2 separate regions of the Homo sapiens genome follow, and region 2 is linked to region 1. The links are chromatin contacts, found by Hi-C or POLR2A ChIA-PET in ENCODE. All regions are on one chromosome and are shown on one strand. The core of a region is the stretch at or near the end of the contact, and the rest is flanking DNA. Distances in the headings are between cores, read along the strand shown. Region 1 holds the start of TMED1 (transmembrane p24 trafficking protein 1). Region 2 holds the start of MRPL4 (mitochondrial ribosomal protein L4).

The links. Hi-C counts contacts between places; a loop is a spot of excess contacts on that map. ChIA-PET counts read pairs that join two places held with the same protein, here RNA polymerase II (POLR2A). Pooled maps may share reads with other maps.
Region 2: a loop to region 1 is called in a map of naive thymus-derived CD4-positive, alpha-beta T cell, with 20 times the contacts of the local background. The contact joins the promoter of MRPL4 here to the promoter of TMED1 in region 1. A Hi-C loop is called at or near these places in 1 of 168 maps with a recorded cell type or tissue (naive thymus-derived CD4-positive, alpha-beta T cell), 1 of 37 single-sample maps with no recorded cell type and 7 of 50 pooled maps. POLR2A ChIA-PET finds 5 or more read pairs at or near these places in 1 of 52 experiments (AG04450).

The regions. Positions count from the first base shown.
Region 1 is chr19:10,834,305-10,837,892 of GRCh38, forward strand. TMED1 (transmembrane p24 trafficking protein 1) reads right to left here and starts at 1,908. Exons shown (of 4, transcript NM_006858.4): 1 at 1,705-1,908; 2 at 952-1,049; 3 at 630-813. The coding sequence starts at 1,887. It also overlaps a transcript of C19orf38 not described here. RefSeq lists enhancers at 406-1,043, 1,681-2,317, 2,083-2,182.
Region 2 is chr19:10,250,374-10,253,961 of GRCh38, forward strand. MRPL4 (mitochondrial ribosomal protein L4) reads left to right here and starts at 1,841. Exons shown (of 9, transcript NM_015956.3): 1 at 1,841-1,937; 2 at 2,024-2,090; 3 at 2,178-2,328. The coding sequence starts at 1,881. RefSeq lists enhancers at 1,196-1,769, 1,224-1,373, 1,504-1,913, 1,770-2,343.

The DNA of each region.
Region 1 (3,588 bases), core at 658-3,157:
CTTGTATCTCACTTTCTCCACCTGTAAAATGGGGATGACTTGAGCACAGGGTCTGCTTCACAAGGTGGTTTGGAGATTTACGGTATGAGTTATTTATGATATGAGTTCCTTAAACCTTTACACCAGGGTTTATACCTAGAAATGAACTACTTTTTTTTTTTTTTTTTTTTTTGAGACGGAGTTTTGCTCTTATTGCCCAGGCTGGAGTGCAATGGTGCGATCTCGGCTCACTGCAACCTCTGCCTCCCAGGTTCAACTTCCACCTCCTGGGTTCAAGTCATTCTCTGGCCTCAGCCTCCTGAGTAGCTGGGATTACAGACGCCCGCCACCACACCCGGCTAATTTTTGTATTTTTAGTAGAGACGGGGTTTCACCATGTTGGCCAGGCTGGTCTCAAAACTCCTGACCTCAGGTGATCCACCCGCCTCAGCCTCCCAAAGTGCTGGGATTACAGGCGTGAGCCACCGTGCCCGGCCTGAAATGAACTACTTATTTTAAGAGCTGCTACTCTTACTATAATTCAGTTGGAGGGCACAACTACGGAGGGGAGGCTGGGTCAGCCCAAGGGGGGCACCCCAGGTGAATCCTAGAGATCTGGAAGGAGTGGCCCCAGCGCAGCCTGGACACACCTTGATGTCCTCCATTTTAACATCCAGCATCTCCTCGGGCTCCACAGCCTCTGCCCATCCTTCGACCTCCTCGTCATCCTGGAGGCTGTCAAAGATCAGTTCAAAGAACACCAGCTTCTCGGAGATGGTGCTGAAGGAGTTGTCAAAGCACAGCTTGTAGTCCCCGGCCTCCGTTGGCTCCACCCTGGGCAGACAGACACACAGACATGACCCAGGGTGGCCAGCCAGCCGACTCAGCGGGGCAGTCAGGGCGGTAACCTGAGGCCGCCTGGGAAGGGCAGGGCTGTAACTGAACCCAGGCAGGCATCAAGACTGAACTCACGTGTGTACCCCATCAGCCTTGCGGGACTCGCTGACCAACAGCACGCCCTGAGGGCTCTCCAGCGTGAAGTCCACGTCCAGTCCAGCACCTCCGATCACCTGGGGGGCAGGTAAGAGCGGGTGGAGGGCTAGCGGTAGGCCAAGGGCGCCTGCCGAAGAGGGCTACGGCTGAACCAACACTGATCAATACAGACCACCAAGGGCTTACCTGAACGGCGGCACACCCACACCCGCCCCAACCTGTCCCAGTGGCTGCGCCCCTTGCCTCCACCCTCATTGATATGACAGCTTGGGGTCCATACTTTCAGCTGACCACGCACCTACCAAAAGTACTTAATGGACGTTTACCTGACCACGCCCCTGGTTGGCTCCGCCTCCGAAAGAGGATAGGCCCAGCCTTTTTCCTTAGTCTAACCCCCGAGAAAGGCCTGTGTGGGCAACGCCCCCGCAGTTGACCTATCAGCACTATCGCCACGCCCACCAGCCAGAGTCCTGTCCTCTCAGAGGCTCCCTATACTTATCGATGGCCCCGCCCCCTCTGGATCTCTTACTCTAGCCCCGCCTGCTTCATTACTCCCTCCCCTTCCGCTCCCACACACCGTCCCCGCCCCATCTGTCCATCTCTTTCTAGCTCCGCCCCCGCGCTCCCAAGCACGGATTCCTCCCCCTTCCTCCTAAAGCGCGCCTCGCCTCGACCGCTTGGCCACGCCCCCTCTCCCTGACTCTGCTGGCCGCCCAGCCCGCGACCCTCTACCTGGTATTCGGTCTCGAGGCTTGCGTTGGCCGGCGCGGACTGGTAGAAACACTGCTTCCTCCCCGCCGGCAACAGGAACGTGAACTCACCGTCCTGGATTGGCGGGGGCCCCGCCCCTCCCACCTCCACTGGTGGCATTAGTAGCCACAAGGCCAGGGCTAGGGCCGCGCCGGCCGCCATCATCCGGGTCACCCTCTGGTCTGCAAAGGGGTCGCGGCTCCTTTAAGCGCTAGCCCTGCCCCGGTGCTACTCGGCGGAGCTCATTGGCAGTGGCTTCTGTATGTTGTCCGTAACCAGAGGTGCCAGGAGTGAAGGACCCCCCCACTAGAGGGCAGGCGGCCCGAATGAATGCCTGATGTGCCCAGAAACACTCAACCGTCTGGGAATATTTTTCTCAAAGGCTTCGGCTCTCTTCTCGGCCGCTGGTGGAGGAAAATTACAAAAATAAGTGCCATGATGGCGCATCTTTTGTAGGCAGTAGCTAAGACAACTAAAGTTACAGGCGGCAGGGTCCTTTTTAGTCACCTCCACGTGGTTTTCCCAGAGTGCGCCGCGCGTGACAACCTTTGGCGGGACCGACGTGGTGGAGTGGACCCAAAAATAGCGTCTAGGCGTGGCCCTGTACGCGACCCGTAGGGCTCGCCTATAAAAGGGCTGGGGCGGGGCGGAGATACCTGTGGCGTCGTGTTTTGCTTGCTCTGTGAGCGTGGTCCAGGTTCGACGCCTTTTGCGCCTTAGAGGCATCAGCGTATCAGTTTCCTCGTAAGTCGGGAGTGATGGAACGACCACCCTGTAGTGCGGCTGTGAGAATTGAGATGAGGCTTGGTTCATATTGAGTGCTCAGCTTTCCTGGCTTATAGACAGTGGAGGGGCGTGGCCCCACCATGCACCCCAAGGGTCTCAGACTCAAGGGCCAGCAGGTAAATAGAGCCATTACAGTAGCCTCGGGTCAGAAAAACGACAGCCCAGGTAGGAAGAGATAAGGACAGTGTGGGACTGGGAGCCACGTTGCCTGGTTCAGCTCCTGCCCCACCCATTACTTGAGGCATTCCCTCTGTTGAGCCTCAGTTTCCTCTTCTGCAAAATGGGGATAATAGGCCTACGCTACTGGGCTGTCTTTAGGATACGTGAAATGCTTGTTGAGTGCTTGCTTCCGCAGTGCGTGGGACATCACAGGCCCTCAGTAAATAATAATCTGTTATTTGGTTCCCGTCTAAACATAAACTGTGTACAGGGAGATGTTTAGTCTTCAAAGATAAACCCGGAAAAGGTTGGCAGGTGATGACAAAGATCCCTCAAATACAGCTGGCTGTTGTCAGCACTTTCCTGCATTTGGAGAATTTGGGGAAGTAGCTCTTTGTAATATCAGTTTGGTATTCCTTTTCACTCCAACTTTTTCTATCATTTACACTCACTGCTTGGACAATTTGAAGTAACAGTGGAGAACGGGTGACTCCTTTTCTTTTTTTTCTTTTTTTTTTTAATTTTTTTTTCCTTTTTTTTTTTTTTTTTTTTTGAGACAGAGTCTCCCTCTGTTGCCCAGGCTAGAGTGCAGTGGCGCGATCTCGACTCACTGCAACCTCCGTCTCCTGGGGTTCCAGCGATCCTCCTGCCTCAGCCTTCCGAGTAGCTGAGACTACAGGCACGTGCCACCACACCTGGCTAATTTTTTGTATTTTTAGTAGAGAGGGGGTTTCACCATGTTAGCCAGGATGGTCTCGATATCCTGACCTTCTGTTCCATCCACCTCGGCCTCCCAAAGTGCTGGGATTGTAGGCGTGAGCCACTGCACCCGGCCGGATTTTTTTTAGGACAGGGTCTTGCTCTGTTGCCCAGGCTGGGGTGCAGTGACGCCATCATGGCTCACTGCAATCTCTACCTCCT
Region 2 (3,588 bases), core at 591-3,090, 580 kb before region 1:
ACCAATGCGGGAGAATTGCTTGAGCCCAGGAGTTCAAGACCAGCCTGGGCAACATTGGGAGACCCACCCCCCGCCATCTCTACAAAAAAAAAATTAGGCCGGGCGCGGTGGCTCAGGCCTGTAATCCCAGCACTTTGGGAGGCCGAGGCGGGTGGATCACCTGAGGTCAGGAGTTCAAGACCAGCCTGGCCAACGTGGTGCCACACTGTCTCTAATAAAAACACGAAAATTAGGGCCGGGCTCGGTGGCTCACGCCTGTAATCCCAGCACTTTGGGAAGCCGAGGCGGGCGGATCACGAGGTCAGGAGATTGAGACCATCCTGGCTAACACGGTGAAACCCCCTCTCTACTAAAAATACAAAAAGTTAGCCAGGTGTGGTGGCGGGCGCCTGTAGTCCCAGCTACTCGGTAAGCTGAGGCAGGGAATCGCTTGAACCCGGGAGGCCGAGATGTGCGATCTCACACCACTGCACTCCGGCCTGGGCGACAGAGCGATACTCCATCTCAAAATACAAATACAAAATAAAAAAATACAATACAAAAATGAGCCGGGCTTGCGTACCTGTAGACCAGCTACTCAGGAGACAGAGGCAGGAGAATCCCTTGAGCTCTGGAGGTCGAGGCTGCAGTAAGCCATGATCTTGCCCATTGCACTCCAGCCTGGGCGACAGAGGAAGACCTTGTCTCTAAAAACCAAAACAAAGAAACTAAAAATAAGCATTCGGATTTGTTAGGGGGCGACAAGGGAGGCACTCCAGGATCTGTGGACTCCCCACTTTGTTCTGTCCTTGGAGAGCCCTGGAAGGTCTGAGAGGGGACGGGACCTGGTTTAAGGGGGTAGGGGAGAGGACCCTGGTCTAGGGGGTAAGGGACACAAATACCTAATCTGAGGGGTTTCGGGGGGACATGGCCCTGCCCTGGGGAATCTAAACTGGGAGGCATGGTCTGGCAGGCCCAATCCTGAAGGCTTTCTGAGGGCAATAAGGCCCTGCCTTTAAACAAATGAAAAAACGCCAGGCACGGTGGCTCACGCCTGTAATCCCAGCACTTTGGAAGGCTGAGGCGGGAGGATCACGAGGTCAGGAGATCGAGACCATCCTGGCTAACGCGGTGATACCCGTCTCTACTAAAAATACAAAAAATTAGCCAGGCGTGGTGGCGGGCGCCTGCAGTCCCAGCTACTCGGGAGGCTGAGGCAGGAGAATGGCGTGAACCCAGGAGGCGGAGCTTGCAGTGAGCCGAGATCGCGCCACTGCACTCCAGCCTGGGCAACAGAGCAAGACTCCGTCTCAAAAAAAACAAAAACAAAAACAAAAACAAAAACAAAAAAACAAATAAAAAAACAAAACCACATAACTGGATAAAGAAAAAACCATCTCCGACAGCCTTGGAGGCGGGATGAAGGCGTGGCCCGGTGGGCGTGACCAACAGCAAAAGTTTAAGCGTTATTGGCTGTATTCCTTAGTTGCTCACTCCAGAACTGCCCACTTATGGGCGGGGGTCACTCCTTCAGGCTTAACAGTCATTGGCTGAATTGGGCCAGAGAGGTCTCATTGGCTGAATTCCTGCACCGGCTCGTCGGAGGCGGGACCCAAAGTAGGCTAGGCCTACGGAAGCTGGGTCTTCTTGCTGTGAGGTCGCGTTCCCCAGTGTTACGGAGGGTCCTTGAGGCAGGAGTGAAAATTGGGTCTGGGGGTTAGTCCTGGGGTGGAGGTCTGGGCACGCCGGGTCGGACCCCCTCCATCTTCGGTTTTGCACACCCCGCTTTCCAGCGCGGAGTCGCGGCGGGTAGGGCGGCGTCGCGTGCGTGACGTCATCCAGCGGCGCCTCGCGAGGCTCCAGTGGCCTTGACCTCCCGCGGCGTGGGAGGCTGCGCGGCGATGCTGCAGTTCGTCCGGGCCGGGGCGCGGGCCTGGCTTCGGCCTACCGGCAGCCAGGTGAGGCCAGGGGCTGGAGGCGTGGTCGAAGGATGAAATTTGGGGGTGTCCAGGGGTCGTCTCTCACTTTCGCCCAACCCTTGCAGGGCCTGAGTTCCCTGGCGGAAGAGGCAGCGCGTGCGACCGAGAACCCGGAGCAGGTGGCGAGCGAGGGTAAGGCAACCGGGGTGGCTCCAGGAGGGGCGGCGACAGAGAGGTCTGACCCTTGACCCTAACCTCTGACCCCCGCAATCGCTCCAGGTCTCCCGGAGCCCGTGCTGCGCAAAGTCGAGCTCCCGGTACCCACTCATCGACGCCCAGTGCAGGCCTGGGTCGAGTCCTTGCGGGGCTTCGAGCAGGAGCGCGTGGGCCTGGCCGACCTGCACCCCGATGTTTTCGCCACCGCGCCCAGGTGAGCGAGGGCTGTAATGGTGAACTGAGTGGCAGAGGGATGAAGAGCGGGATTTCAGGAGTCACGATGACTTTGGGCTTGTACCCTTGGGAAAGTGCTGTATTTCTACAGCCTCCGTTTCTCCACCTGTCAAAGGGGAATGATGACAGTTTCCCCTGCTGTAGCGCTGTGTGAGATTGAAGCCTGAGAGGTGACATCATCTAAGGGTTAGGGAGACAGAATTCTGGAGCCCGACTGATTAGGTTCAAATCCTGCCTTCCCCTCTTGTCCCTCAGTGTCCCTATTTTGTCAGCGGTCGGGAGGTTGCTGTGATGAATAAATGACTTAATTCTGGCACATAATAAGTTCTATAGAAATGTTGATAATCTTTGTTAACTGGTTTTTGCAAATAAGAGCACTAAAAAGACTAAACCATTCCTCGGTGCCTGGAAGAGGCTGTTTGCATTTTAGTTACCCTGCTGTTCATAACATCTCTAAGAAAATGTAGGGGCCACCCTGGGCGCAGTGGCTCACGCCTGTAATCCCAGCACTTTGGGAGGCCAAGGCGGGCGGATCACGAGGTCAGGAGATCGAGACCATCCTGGCTAACATGGTGAAACCCCGTCTCTACTAAAAATACAAAAAAAAATTAGCCGGGCGTGGTGGCGGGCGTCTGTAGTCCCAGGTACTCTGGAGGCTGAGGCAAGAGAATGGCGTGAACCCGGGAGGCGGAGCTTGCAGTGAGCCGAGATCGCGCCACTGCACTCCATCCTGGGCAACACTCTGTCTCAAAAAAAAAAAAAAAAAAGAAAGAAAAGAAAATGTAGGGGCCAGTTACTGTGGCTCACATCTGTAATCCCAGCACATTGGGAGGCCGAGGTGGGCGGATCACTTGAAACCAGGAGTTGCAGACCAGCCTGGCCAACATGATGAAACCCCGTCTCTACCAAAAATACAAAAATTAGCCGGACGTCTTAGTGCAAGCCTGTAGTCCCAGCTACTCAGGAGGCTGAGGCATGAGAATCGCTTGCACCTGGGGAGATGGAGGTTGCAGTGAGCCGTGATTATACTACTGCACTCCAGCCTGGGCGACAGAGACAGACTCCATCTCAAAAAAAAAAACAGGTGAAATTGATTTCAATAATGTATTTAACCTGTATTTAAAACTATGTCGAAATCACATTGTAGCATGGGGCACTGGCCATGTTTCAGATGTTGAGTATGTGACTGTATGGAATGGTATAGAACTAGAGAGGAAAACCAGTCCCTGAAGAAGGTGGC